Regions from separate parts of the Homo sapiens genome. Here all the other regions are linked to region 2. Evidence: read pairs that join two places in POLR2A ChIA-PET (ENCODE). Cell type or tissue: A673. All regions are shown on one strand.

The links. ChIA-PET counts read pairs that join two places held together with the same protein. Peaks named below come from ENCODE experiments on the same cell type or tissue, not always from the same donor. Only the 100,000 strongest peaks of a DNase experiment are listed, where the experiment ranks them.
Region 1: POLR2A ChIA-PET joins it to region 2 with 8 read pairs; 4 of 35 experiments call an interaction of 5 or more read pairs at or near these places.
Region 3: POLR2A ChIA-PET joins it to region 2 with 5 read pairs; 2 of 35 experiments call an interaction of 5 or more read pairs at or near these places.

The regions. Positions count from the first base shown.
Region 1 is chr2:215,769,712-215,774,711 of GRCh38, forward strand. The region is part of intron 1 of LINC00607 (long intergenic non-protein coding RNA 607); the gene reads right to left. Among named protein-coding and RNA genes, the nearest start is that of LINC01614, 54 kb to the left of the region's middle. RefSeq lists an enhancer at 2,335-2,629. In A673, no CTCF peak of the experiment used is centred here; a DNase peak (open chromatin) is centred at 2,410; H3K4me3 peaks cover 308 bases; H3K27ac peaks cover 4,124 bases.
Region 2 is chr2:215,409,020-215,414,019 of GRCh38, forward strand. FN1 (fibronectin 1) reads right to left here. Exons shown (of 46, transcript NM_212482.4): 14 at 915-1,095; 15 at 544-720. Among named protein-coding and RNA genes, the nearest start is that of FN1-DT, 24 kb to the right of the region's middle. RefSeq lists a silencer at 1,867-2,161. In A673, no CTCF peak of the experiment used is centred here; a DNase peak (open chromatin) is centred at 2,132; H3K27ac peaks cover 1,365 bases.
Region 3 is chr2:215,928,679-215,933,678 of GRCh38, forward strand. No RefSeq gene overlaps it. Among named protein-coding and RNA genes, the nearest start is that of MREG, 82 kb to the right of the region's middle. In A673, CTCF peaks have their summits at 2,774 (motif pointing left) and 2,974; a DNase peak (open chromatin) is centred at 2,763; H3K27ac peaks cover 485 bases.

The sequences.
Region 1 (5,000 bases), 360 kb after region 2:
ATGATTTTTATGAACTCTCCCTAGTTTGGGGCAAGATGACTTTGAGGGTCTTGACCATTTTTAAGAACTTACAATTCTCCTGGTAGTATTATGCTTATGTTTCTCCAAGGCCCTGACAACACATTCATCTTACTTTAATAATGATCCCATCATTTGTTGCTACCTTTAGGAGATCTTTCAAGAATGCAAGACAGGCAGATTTATTCTATTAGAATATCAGTAAAGTCAATCCTTTTATATAATAAATCCTGACAATCATGTAGAAAATGGCATTGATATATGTTTACATTGTGTTTGCATATGCATTTCTAAGAAAAAAGGCCTCTAAAAAACAAATATGAAAAGTAAGACAGAATTAATTAGTGAGTGCTTCCTGACCCAAAAGTGTGCAATATAAGGTAGATCTTTGGGGTACAACACATATTCCACAATGGATACTGCCTGAGTGGGGAGCCAGTGCCACGACCTCAGGCACTGTTAAAGGGGTCCCTGCCACAGCACCCCAAGGAAGGAAGGAAGTAGCCTTAAGAGTTGCAGACATCCAAATTTCTTTCTTTTCTTTTTTTTTTTTTTTTTGAGACGGAATCTTGCTCTGCTGTGTGACCCAGGCTGGAGTGCAGTGGTGTGCAGTGGTGTGATCTCGGCTCACTGCAAATCCCACCTCCTGGGTTCAAGCAATTCTCCTGCCTCAGCCTCCTGAGTAGCTGGGATTACAGGTGTGCACCACCACACCTGGCTAATTTTTGTATTTTTAGTAGAAACGAGGTTTCACCATGTTGTTCAGGCTGGTCTCGAACTCGTAACCTCGTGGTCTGCCCACCTCGGGCTCCCAAAGTGCTGGGATTACAGGCATGGAGCCACTGCGCCACAGACATCCAAATTTCTATGCCTGTACTATGTGAATCTGTCCACTTGTCCACAACTGACTAGGCCAGAATGGCTCCTCACCAAGACCAGTCAAGCTCTAAAAAGTGAGCTGAAGACAGAAATGAGCATTCACAACAAGTCTGAGTCACGTTAATGATCAGCCCTAGAAGAATCACCCATGAGCCACTGCTGCTGGTGGACCATAGACAACTGTCCTTTGAGGTTCCTGATTACCATGTGACGTGGCTGTTCCATGGCTTCCAGTCCACCCATGAAACCTGCTTGTTTTATTTCTCCTGTGCACAAGAGGCCTCGCCACAGGGCCAAGATTTCTTATCTCCACTTGTATCCTCTAACCACCTAGCCTAATCCTCACAGAAAGAATATAGTTAGCACACGAACTCTCTCTAACCATTTCTGTTCATAGGATATTTTCATCAGAAAAGCTTCCTTGACTATTTCAACACTCAAGTATCTTTTCAGCAGCAGGTACCTCTGCCACTTCCATAAGTGTTTACCTTGGATTGCTGTGTATTGACAGTCAGCTACTTAATCTGTCTATGTCTTGTCTCCCAAATCAATGATGAGTTTTTAGAGGAGAAAGAACTCTGTGTCTGACATAAAGTTGACCAGCCATCTTTAAGAGAGTTTAGGCTGAAAATTGCAGCTCATCGGCCCTTTTTTCCATGGATGAACAATAGCCTCTTCCTCCTGAGATAAAAGTGACCCAAGCCTGGTACTGTTTCTTTTTTATTCACTTATCTTTCTCAGAAAACCTACATTCACAAACCACTTGTACAAAGTGTTCAACATATTTAGAAGTCAGAAAGCTTTCTCGGCCACTTGAGAGTGTATTGAACCAGGCCTGTTACTCATGCTTCTTATCTTACTTATCTTATTATCTGCTCTCTCTACAGATCTACATCATCATGTGGGTCTTAATAAAAATAATCAAGAGTTACTATATTTGAGAATATTGGCCCAACCAATTCTCTGCCCTGGTGCTCTGTACAACCCCAAGGGCTCTGTGAAATCTTTCAAGGTTTCCCAGGAAAGTAGAAGAAATGAAAAGAGCAGAGTGGGTGAGACTCTAAGCCACAACACTCCCCTTTAACATTTTGATCTGTTTTCCATATTGGGCACAATAAGATTTATTCTACAGCCCTAAACAAAAATGAAAACTTGCCTGTACAGTGAGACTTGAGGAATCTAACTTAGCCCCCTGACCAAAAGCAGTCTTTCTACCTTTAGATTTTTCCTCTTTTGAAGTGAGGTTTTGTGCCTAGGGTTTTAAAAAGCCAGTACACTGGTATCAGTCTTGGATGCTCCATTATATAGCATTGCCTGTTAGAACTTGCATATAACACTCTGTTAAACTTGCTGCACAAATGAGACATATCCAAAAGGAAAGTTCCAATGGTTGGCCTGGGAGAAGAACTAGATAAAGACCCTGGAAGTTCTATCTTAAGAAATTCTTACCAGCATTTCCCAGGGGGGCAGGCAGGAAACAGCCTAAGGATTAAACCAACATGGGAGGGAGGTGGGTGCAGGGAGAGGGGGATTTATACAATTGTCCCTTGCATGGGAAACAGAGGCCAATAAAAGCAAACCTCACAATGACTCTGCAGGAATCCAGGACTTCCCAGCACTCAAAATTCACAAGCTTGCTGAGTATATCTTATCTTGACTTTTACAAGGAAAACAGTTAACCATTATAAGTTAACTATTTGTTCAGATCGCTCACTCCTCCATTCCACAACCAGTACATGTCAGGTTCTTTCCAATAATAATATTCTTCCTTGAGGAACATTCAGCAGAAATAGACCAATCAAAACTGGTAACACTAGGTTTATTTAAATATATATATAAGCTGCAGAAAAGTACAGACCAGAAATGGGGCTGTATCTTCTTTTTAGAAACCGCTCTCACATTCAGCAAGATATCTGTTTACAGGCAATACTAAAACCTGATTAAGGCTTAACAAAAACTAAGTCCACATGAAAGGAAATGTGGATATATGTGGATCGATGCTTTGTTAGGTTGATTTTTTTGTAAGATTGTGTATATATATATAAGCTATGAATTGGATTTAGAGGTACGACAATTTGTCACAAACCTATAAAATATTTTTCTACCCAACGTCACCCAATTTCTTACTTCTGGCAGACCAGGCATTTGATTAGAGTCTTCACTCTCCTTGGAGGCGTGCTGTGGAAAGGACACAGCACCTCTAATCATGCTTACCTCCTGCTATAGCCACTAGCATTATCCAAGAACACACTGACCTTTTGCGGTGCTACATTCCTTGGCAATTATCCTCACTCTTCTCTTAGTTTAATATTTTTACTTTCTTTTCTATCCTCAGACCCCCACCTCCATCTCCATCTTCCACTCAGTGAAAATAATTCTACTTGCATCTTTTTCCCATAAGGATCTATGTTTTTCTTATATTTTCATTCTCCTAATGTTTAGCAGGTCAAATGCAGTTGGTTTCATTAACAAATAAAAGCCACATGTCAAAATGGTTTAACAGTGTTAAATCCTGACCTGAGTTTAGCTTTGGCTCTGTGAACTTACCCTCAATGCCAAATGTCACATTTGATGTAGAAGCAACTGCTGTGCTGTTTAGATGTTCCTGACACCATTTGAATCCATTACTTCATTGAGATATTTTGCTCAACATCTTTTCCTTCTATGGATGAATTAATTGTGCCCAACACTGACCATCCTCACTCCAGAGCCCAGGCTAGCTATGACAACCCAGTCAACAACTCAAGGCTAGTCCTCCTCCCTCCCGATTTATACTTGGAGAGTCAGGCAATCTGCACCAGCAGGATAATAAAGATTCATTAAAGGGAAAGGAGACTGGGCAGATTTTTCTCTTCACTTTCCCTAGAGGGAACCATATGAAATTGCTATTTTTATAAACTGAAAGTGGTCAGACATCAGCAATGTTGTGTGCTTCAGCCCAATACATGAAAAAATATATTCACAATTCAACAAAATAAATTACAAACTTCATATTGCCCAATAAATATGAAAATGAAAGGTGTCTTGAAAGATTCATGCACGTCTGAGAGCACAAGAATGGCAATGTTCTTTATAAGGGGCTTTATATGCTTGAGGGCTTACCCTTTCAATGTCTTCCGTATTTAAATACTGAACAAGAGTGATAGATCCTTTGCCCCACAGCTGAGGAAATAAAAGGATCACACGCAGGCAAGCAGGGCTGATGGAAAAATATGTGAGAGAAGGACACTTTTTTTATTTTGCTCCACAATCCAGAAGCCTGATTCAAGAGGGTGCTTCATTGTGGTTAGTAATTCATCCAAACATGAACCTCAGAGAGAGCACCACCCTCCCACGGGGCATGAGATGAGGTGCTGGCCCACAGACACATGACTAATGCAAGGTCATCCCAGGGTCCACAGGCTGAACAAGTTCTGAACCTCAACCCTACCAATGTCAGGCCATTGCTTCACAGGAGCTGCATTTCCTCTTTAAAAGGCAAGACCAAGAATATAAAACCAAAGACCTCCATGGCCCCAACCAACCCATCTTAGGAACACAGAGGCTCCTTTCAACAGATCCAACTTCCTTTAGAAATTCTGGCATTTGGTGGGTAATGTTATGTCTCTTCTTCAAAGGTTATCTTCTGCTTTTTACCCTCTCTGAGTTTTAAATGAAAGAGCCCTCCCTATAAAGTAAGCTATACAAGCAAGCACACATACGGCATTTGGGCTAGATCTCAAGTATAAGAATTAAGCAAAACATAAGGCCTAAATGTGCAGTGAATTAAGAGTATGGTTTAAAAAAACCATTTCAATAAATCAAACTTTATTTAACATGCCCAGAGAGAACACCACTATAAGGTTGTAACTTCATGGCATTATATTGTTATGGTCCCATAATTCCTAGACTTTTTCCCCAAAATATAATTTTTAAATCAAAATAATATTTAAGTTCCTTTTAAAAGAAATACAGCTTAAAAATGTGTGTGGGCTATAAAACTAGACACTATACATGCATATCTGAAAGATGCATACCCAATCTTACTCTCAGAGCTGTGCTTCCATCCTCACAAACTTTTGAAACCATTTAAAAAGCTTATTCCAAGTCTATTTATAAAGGAA
Region 2 (5,000 bases):
TGCAGTAAGAGTCAGGGTAGTGATTATTGGCGGAAGATGATGGGGTGAGGGTAGAGAGATATTCTTTTCCTTGATCTGGGTGCTGGTCTTGTGGTGTGTTCACTTTATAAGAATTCAAATTCACTGAACTCAGTGCTTACGATGGCACACACTTCAGTGCGCCAATGAAGTTTTTTAAAGGCCCCTCACCATAACAATTTGAAAAGTATGAGTGACCGTACTGTGCTCACATTGTCAGCTGCAGTCCTGGTAATTACTTCCACCAAGAACACAGCTTTTGCTGTAGGAACTTGTGCACAGGTAGGCGCATGATGCAGCTGGCATCAGGGACCAGGAACATGTGACAGTGGCTTGGGAAAAACCCGGCCACTTCTTAGAAAGAGTCAGTCCTTCCCTTCCTCATGCCAGAGGGTGGTTTGTTCAGTCTGAGCTGTCAACCAGTTCCAAACCACAGATACCACCTGCCTAGAGGCCACCCACCCCCACAAGGAGAGTTTTCCAGCAGCTGCCCTGAACCTGTCTTGAGCGACATATTGAGCTTACCCAGGTACTGTGGCTCATCTCCCTCCTCACTCAGCTCATATTCCACCCGGAATCCCGACACGGTGTCGGAAGCTGAGACCCAGGAGACCACAAAGCTACTGGCTGTGATTTCGGTCACAGATTCAGAAGTGGCCACAAGAGGAGAAAAGGGAGTCGTCTCTCCTGTCACGGTGTTGCCTAGAGAGTCACAGAAAGGGGAAAGTCAGCCTTCAGTCATCTAGAAAATTTACCGTCCTCGTCGCCAACATCATTTTAAAAAACGTTGGTGCCCCTCCTGGAAGAATATGAATTGAGAAGGAAAGCATTGCCTCAGGAGAGCCTAGCTCTAGGAACCTCGGGGGTAGGAGGCATGAGGGTGGTTGTGTACATACTGGTCACAGGTGTGCTGGTGCTGGTGGTGGTGAAGTCAAAGCGAGTCACTTCTTGGTGGCCGTACTGCTGGATGCTGATGAGCTGGCCCTCGTATACCACACCAGGCTTCAGGCCTTTGATGGTGTAGGAGTTTAAGTGGCCTGGTATGGTAGCTTCCTTCCAACGGCCTACAGAATTTTTCTGAAAATTTAAATTAACACACACACACACACACACACGTGTTTACAAGGATGAACATTTGAAGATGATGTTCAGTAATCTTCAAAGAAAAATGACTTAAGCAGGACTTAGGCAGCTCCATTCTAGAGGAAAATCATGGAAAACTGGATTCCCAATGGTTATATCGTTAGATATAGTTAGATATAATGCTAACTATTGTTAACATCAACAAACTGCTGCAGTTTACTTACTGATACCCATACTCTGTGCTGTTTACCTACATTCTCCCATTTAGTCTCCATATCCTTCTGATGATAAGGCAATGGCATTGTTGCTCCCGTTTTACAGACGGAAAAACAGAGTGATATGTGATATGCCCGGGGTGACATAGTTGCAGACACTGGGCACCTTCACTTTTTTTTTTTTTTTTTGAGACAGAGTTTTGCTCTTGTTGCCCAGGCTAGAGTGCAGTGGCTCAATCTCAGCTCACTGCAAACTCCACCTCCCAGGTTTAAGCGCTTCTCCTGCCTCAGCCTCCCGAGTAGCTGGGATTAGAGGCGTGTGCCACCATGCCTGGCTAATTTTATATTTTTAGTAGAGATGGGGTTTCTCCATGTTGGTCAGGCTGGTCTCGAACTCCCGACCTCAGGTGATCCACCCGCCTCGGACTCCCAAAGTGCTGGGATTACAAGCGTGAGCCACCACGCCCACCCACACCTTCACTTTTACCAAGTTAATTGTGTTATATCAGTAACATAATATGATGAACCTAAGCTTTGCCTCTCTCACTTATTTTTTATTCCTACCACAAACAGATATATTCCTCTCTGAAGTACAGAAATGCCAATGCCATATATTTTATCTTTTAACTCAGTGGGATACAATTCAAGTTTCTTGTCCTGAAAAAACAAAGGCAGAATGTTGCTTTGTGACTCATCATATACCAGGTTCAACGAGTCTGGTTTTGTGACTCATTCTTGGATATGAGCTACCCCATCAGAAGTGGTTACCCAATTTTGGACAAGACTACAGAAAAAATGCAATTTTGGTTTATTTAATCTTTTGCTTCCAGTTTATATTTCACATCCTGTTCAGCTTCATTAATATGCCATGGGTCACAAAACTCAGTGCAATAAAATGTGTATGAAAGAAACACCCTTCAGAAAAGATGAGACTCTTTCAAGTGTAAATACTCTAAACTAATATAAGTCAAAATATATTTTTTGTGCCCAGTGATTTTTAAAAATTACCCAGTCAACCATTTCCTCAATAATTCAAATACTCAAGTGTCCATTTATATTTTTGGAATAAGCGAGAGTGATCGTAGTACTCTTCACAGTGAAATTTTAACTCAAATACACTGTGGAAAATTTTGAAACCAGTCATTGCAATTAGCTCAAATTTAGTAATCATTTTTCAACATGAGCTTGTTTGGTTAGTTATTACAAGAAAATAACAGAAAATAAAGTCTCAGGTGGCATCCATTAGAAAAAACCCTGAATTTTTGTAATTGTTAAAAATCTCAAAAAATTCATCACTGCTGCTTTTTGAAGACTTTCCAATTCAATGTACTTTTTTTTTTTTTTTTTTGAGATGGAGTTTCGCTCTTGTTGCCCAGGCTGGAGTGCAGTGGCGTGATCCTGGCTCACTGCAACCTCCGCCTTCTGGTTTCAAGCGATTCTCCTGCCTCAGCTTCCCGAGTAGCTGGGATTACAGGTATGCGCCACCATGCCCAGCTAATTTTTTTGTATTTTTAATAGAGACGGGGTTTCACCATGTTGGCCAGGATGCTCTCGATCTCTTGACCTCGTGATCCGCCCACCTTGGCCTCCCAAAGTGCTGGGATTACAGGCGTGAGCCACTGCGCCTGGCCCAAAGTACATTTTATACCACTTTTAAGTCTCCCATTGCAATGGTCTCACATAATACTTTGGATATCCTTAATTTTAAAGTAAATAAAATTAATGATGTAATAAGAAGATGAGAGACTAGAAGATATTGGATGCACTGATGCTGTTGATTTCGATCACTGGACATCAAGTTCTGCAAATGGCCAGATTATGGACATAGGGTGAAAGAAGAAAAAGAATGACTTTTCTTTTTTTTTTTTTCATTCACCATTTGTTAAGCAGTGTGCCAGGTGCTGAAGCATTCTAGACTCTACGGAGACTACATTGAGCCAATGAGAAAGACACGATTCCCCTCTTTAAGGGAATCTGTTTCCATTTTCTATTATTCTGGTCTTGCCTCCATGTAGACAACATGCTTACACCTCTATTTGTTTCATTTGTCAACAATAAGTCATATTTACAGAGTCTTTAATATGAGACTTGATGATTTATTTATATATTTATTTATGTTGACACAGGGTCTTTCTCTGTCTCCCAGGCTGGAGTGCAGTAGTGCCATCTTGGCTCACTGCAACTTCCGCCTCTCAAGCTCAAGCGATCCTTCCGCCTCAGCCTCCCAAGTAGCTGGGACTACAGGTGCATGCTACCATGCCCGGCTAATTTTTAGCCACTGTGCCCAGACAAAGTTGAGGATTTAGCTCAATAATACCACCCTTTCCTTCCAGAATCTTGGACATTCCCAGTGTCTGACATTTGTATCATTATATTTGTTCTTCTTGTGTTTATATTTGTAATTTAAAGTATTATATTAAGTATCTTTTTTTTTTTTTTTTTTTTTTACTTCATCAGCTTTTGGTACCATCTCTCAATTCTCTATTTTGAAAGATAAAGCTGTTATCTCCTCTCTTCTCCACCTTCCATATCCACCATTTTTCATGTAAATGTTTACTTTTTATTTTGTCTTGAAGTTGCAACCAAGTTTCCATGACACATCTATAGACCGATCGCATCATGCATTAGAAATACATTCTTTTCAATGAGTCTAACATCATGACTGCTGGGTGGATCAAAGTTTCCAGAATCAAGGTTCAATGGAATTATTCCTCTTTGTTTTTATACCTTAATATTGCTGCATTTTAGTTTGCTTCGTATAGGAATTATTGCCTTATAATACACTTGGGGGTTTTTTGAAACAGAATCTCGCTCTGTTGCCCAGGCTAGGGTGCAATGGCGCGATCTTGGCTCAACTCCCTGCAACCTTTGCCTCCTGGGTTCAAGTGATTCTCCTACCTCAGCTCCTGAGGAGCTGGGACTACAGGCGTGCGCCCCCAAGCCTGGCTAATTTTTGTATTTTTAGTAGAGACGGGGTTTCGCCATGTTGGCCAAGCTGGTCTCGAACTCCTGACCTCAGGTAATCTGCCCGGCTTGGCCTCCCAAAGTGCTGGGATTACAGGTGTGAGCCACTCTACCCAGCCACATTTGGGTTTATTATACATTCCTCCACCTGATTGTCATGTTGTTATTTTAACTGCATTATTTGCCCCTGTGATTAATTATCCACAAGCCTACTTTTTCCATGAAGTCCCTTTTTATTCTTGGAGACCTCAATCCCTGATCCCTCAATCCCATCCTCATCTTTCTGTTCCATCTGTATTGGCTGTCCTCTAAGCCAGCTACGCAGTTGTTGCATTGCAAAGTTTTCCACCTCTATCAGGGGTCTGATTTGGAAGCACTGTTTGCTGGACCCCACAACTTCCTTCATATTTCACTCTTGTTTTTCTGGAGTGTATCTACAAATACCCTTAAAGAAAAGGATATATGGAAGATAAACTGCCTAAAATCTGTCTGAAAATATTATTTTGCCCTCATATTTGATTGATAACCTGGCTGAGTATAGAAGACTTTAAAAGTTTCTTTTTATCCTTGGAACTCTGACACATCAAAGATGCGTCTAGACGTGGTTCTTTCCACTAATTTTCTGGGCACCTAGGAGGCCCTTTTAAATCTGAAAAATTCTGTCCCTCCACTTTAGAAATTTAGAAAAAGAATAATTTTAACAGCTTAAATTTTTCCTGA
Region 3 (5,000 bases), 520 kb after region 2:
TTACTCATAATACCCCAAAAGTGGAAACCACCTCACTATGAACGGAGTGTCTCCAAAATTCATATGTTGAAGTCTTAATCTCCATTGTGATGATATTTGAAGGTGGGGCTTTGGGGAGGTAATTAGGGAGAAGGAGGAGCCTTTGCGAATGGAATTGATGCCGTTAGAAGAAGAGACAGGAGAGAGATCATCTCTCTCTGCCACAGGAGGATCCAGCATAAAGATGGCGTCCTGCAAGAGCTCCCTCACTGAGCACTGAATCAGCCAGCCGCTTGATCACAGACTTCCAGACTCCAGAACTGTGAGAAATAAACGTCTGTTGTTTAAGCCACTCAGGCTGAAGCGAGTGTTGTGGCAGCCAAACAGACTAAGACAAACCCAAATGCCCATTAACTGATAAATGGATGCATAAAATGTTATAATATTGTATGCAATATTATTTCATAAAAATGAAGGAAATTATTCCACAATACAAAGGAATACAATTATGATTCATGCGACAATACGGTTGAATCTTCAAGACATTATACTAAGTGAAAGAAGTCAGGAACAAGGGTCCCATATAACCATAGGTTCCACTTACACAAACGTCCACAACACATAAATCTAGAAACAGAAACTACGTTAGTGGCTGCCTAGGGTTTAGGATGAGGAGGGTAGATGTGAAGAATGAAGGAGGTGTGACTGCAATAGGGTACAGTTTCTTTTAGGGTAATGAAAATATTCTAAAATTGATTGCAACTCTGTGGATATGCTGAAAACCATTGAATTATATACTTAAAATAGGTGAATTGCATAGTATGTGAATTATACCTCAATGAAGCTGTTACCAAAAAAACCCCCACAATATTCTACTTAGAATATTGTGCTTAGAAACAAAATAAGTTCTCCAATTGTTGGGGGTCTGGGGAGGAACTCATGGTGTTTCATCAAAATGATCCAAAATTGATTCTGTTCTGATCTAGCCTCTTCTCCCAGACATCCTTAACTCAGCAAATGGCCCCACACTCTGCCACAGCTAGAAAGCTATGAGTCATCCTTGATTTCTCCTCTTCCTGCACCATCCCCCAAATTCAAATGCATCAGCAACTCCTGTCCATTACCTCTCCAAAATACACCTCACACTTCACCCATTTATGCTCCTCCTCAATGCCACCAACCTAGTCCAAACCATCACCCTCTCTCAATTCTGACACATCTTGTTCCCATTCTTGCCATCCTCTGATCCATTCGCAATGCATGGCAAGTTATTGTTTCACAACATAAGTCAGCTCCTGGCTCTCCAAGGCAGACACCCTTCTCTGGTCGCACAAGGCAGGAACTGAAGATCCACCCTTCCTCGTGCCTCCAGCGCTCTGCTCATCATGACCCCCTAAGCTACTCCAGACATGCTCTGCTCCCTTTCGCCCTCAGCTATGCCAAAGCCTTTATCGCCTCCAGCCCTTTGCACTTGCTGTTCCCTCTGCCTGGGCCCCTCTTCCTTCACATCTTTGCATGACTGACTGGCTGTGACTCATCCTTTAAGGGTCCCAACTCAGACCTCTCTCAGAGAAGAGGCCCCTGACCACCCTGTGCAGAGGGGCCCCACTCAGTTCCACCTTATCTCATCCAGTGTTCCTGTTACAGCACTGCTTGCAAATTGTAGTTACCTTGTTTGTTTGTCTACTCTGTTCTCATCTGCCTTACCCACTAGAAACTGGATCCAATCTTTTCTTTTTATTCAAACACCTTCTATAAATATTTGCTTTTTGTTTTTGTTTTTGTTTGAGACAGGGTCTCACTCTGTTGCCCAAGATGGAGTGCAGTGGCGCGATCACTATGAAAAGATCAGGTCACAGGGATACAAAGACGACCAGGATTTGTAGTTGACCAGGATTTGGTGCTACCCTAAAAGAGGTCTTCTTTTCTGGGGGACAGGGACACAGTAATGTAAACGTGTATTTCAATGCAATATGATAAATGTTCTGAGTACTTTTGCTATTGAAGCACAGAGATAAAGCTCTCTCCAAGTCTGAGTCATATTTGTTCTGGAAGAATCAAGGAATTTTGAAGACAGAAAAATGAAGCAAGGGCTCTCCGGTTTTATTTGCAATGTTCTGTGTTTCCAAATCACTTTTAGTAATCTGCCTTTTGAGAGAGGCATCCCCTTTACCACCCTGCCTAAGAGGAAAATTAATTCGATAATTATTTAAAATTTGGTAGGTTTCAAAGGAATGGGTATTTGGAGCACACTTCACTAGTCTTTCCCCTTTTGTTTTAAAAATTTGCCAAAGTAAAAAGTTGCTTTAGAAAGTAGAAAACCAATAATGACACTAGCAACCTGGAATGCAGTAGAGGCAGCTATCCGGCATATCTCAGATTATAATATTCAAATACATGCCGAAGACAAACACAATTTGGCATGCTACAGAACTAGAGAAACAGGTAGGCCTGAGAGTTACTTGAATTTTTTCTGGGGCAGAAACTCAGAAATCCAAAAATGATCTTATTTACAAGCCTTTAGTCTGAGTTGACCTTTCTTCTTTAAAAGACATCGATGCCCTTTCGTTGTTTCATTTTCTGCCAATTTCCAAATGTTCTCCAAGAAAAAGACAACCTCTGAAATTCACCAAAAAATGAATAAATAAAAACCCTCTAAATCAATCACTAAATGAGGAAAAATAGACAGAACTTCGTTAATTGACTCAGGCTTTTAAAAATTGTCTCTCCTGATGGGGACTGAGGGATGAGATCTTGAAGCTCACAGAACACAGAGTGAGTCAACAGCGGCATCTAGTGTTCAATCAGAATCCTGCAAAGCCCCTCGTTGGAGATGGGAGGATCTGTGTGTTATTGTAAGAGGCAAATCAGTTACATTTATCCACTCGTGGAAATCATTGAGAAGCACTCACCCGAGTGTTTATGGTGCTGCTTCCATAGATGTTCACAGGAGAAGGACGCAGGTTGTCCTAATTCCAGAGAGACGGAACATCACACAGCCTTGGCATGCATCTCACCTGCATCTCAGCCTCATCTCAGCTTCCCCTCAGACTCAAACTCAAAGACAGGACTATGTGCCTGAGAGTCCCTGAAGGGCAGAAGCCCTCTAAGGTGGTTTATCAGCCTTCTCTGGAGTAAACGGAATAGATTGTGTTAATTGTTGGAAATAATCCTGCTTTTGCCTTAACTTTTTTCTGGACACCCTGAACTCTTCAGTGAATAGTGAATTCTGGGGAAACTATTTAATCGGCTACAATCTATAAATAAGGGGTGATTTTGGATCTGTGTATGCCAGTGATTTTCACCATTTTTCCCCAGCAATGAAATGATTTAAGGGAAAAACATGAGATATTTGGAATGACAATGTTACAAAGAATAGATACATATACATAATCTATAGCTGATCTCTTTAAAGGGGGGTTGGTGTAGAAAAACCAGACCTACAGGCACTCAGCCATCCAGAACTCCCACCCTTCCCTTGCCTCTCCTCACCCCACTCTCCTTGGCCCCCCACCCTATTGGCCCCAGCCCCGTGCCACTCCCAGCTGCTGAGGCTTATCTGCAGAGACCTAGGTCCTCCTAGAATAACAGAAGCCTTTTAAACTTGGATCTGTTTTCTTTAGGAGAAAAGTGACAGAAAGGCACCCAACAGACCTGGGCAAAGGATACAAGGTACATTAATACAGGTTAAGATGTAACCTAGCGGACACAGAGAGCTACAAAAAGGGGGAGGCTTAGCAGCATTTTGGCAGTTGGAAAGACAAGCTTCCCTTGTTTTCTATACCCACCAAGGTGCCCTGCCTTCATCCTCACCACTTTGCTGATGGCATTATGTCTTTGGCTGAGGATGCCATCAGATCCTTTGGGAAATTCTCCTTGCCATTCTGAGAGATTTTATACCCTCCTGAGCCCTCCCGGGGGCTGCCCACCTGTCTGCCCATAGATGCAAGTTACTGGTGACAGTGCCAGCAAAAATCTGAAGGTTTACTGAAAGGAGAGTCAGTGGGCAGTATCTTCCTAACACCATGTGCCTTGGAGCTTCCTCTATAATTATTCATTCATTCACTTCATTCACTGAGAAAGCATAATTGGGTATATTCCAAACTACCCCAACCAAAAGGCCAGCATTTGTTATGGTTGGAAACTACTTGTTTACCTAGATTATAAAAATAATAAGCCCGGGCACAGTGGCTCATGCCTGTAATCCCAGCACTTTGGGAGGCCGAGGCAGGTGGATCACCTGAGGTCAGGAGTTCACGACCAGCCTGGCCAACATGGTGAAACCCGTCTCTACTAAAAATACAAAAAATTAGCTGGGCATGGTGGTGAGCGCCTGTAATCCCAGCTACTCAGGAGGTGGAGGCAGGAGAAACACTCTAATCCGGGAGGCGGAGGAAGTTGCAGTGAGCCAAGATCGTGCCATTGCACTCCAGCTTGGGCAACAAGAGTGAAACTCCATCTCAAAATAATAGTAATAATAACAGCATCTTCTAAACAACAAAAAGCCTGGAAGCCAGCCCTTATGGCTGAAATGTCATTTGTATGGCTTATCAGAGAATAAAATGAAGATTCCTCTCCATCTCTTTCACTCAGTAAACTATGTGTCAGATGTATGTCATTCTTACTCAAAGCTTATTAATGATAGGTAACACTGAGCAATTGCCACAAGACGGGCTTTCTTCTCAATACTTCATCTCGGGATTTCTCAATCTCAGCATGACTAGTATTTTGGGATGTACAGTTCTTTGTGATGGGGGCCTGTATTAAGCATTGTAGGATGTTTAGCAACATCCCCGGCCATCCACCACATGAGAATTGCTTCCCCCAACCCCTGCACCAGTTGTGACAGCTAAGAATGTCTCCAGATATGGCCAAATGTCCCCTGGGGAGCAAAATTGCTCCCCTCCCCTGTTATATAAGAATCATTACCTTGACCAGGTGCAGTGGCTTATGCTTGTAATCCCAGCACTTTGGGAGGCCAAGGCAGGGGGATTGCTTGAGTTCAGGAGTTCGAGACCAAC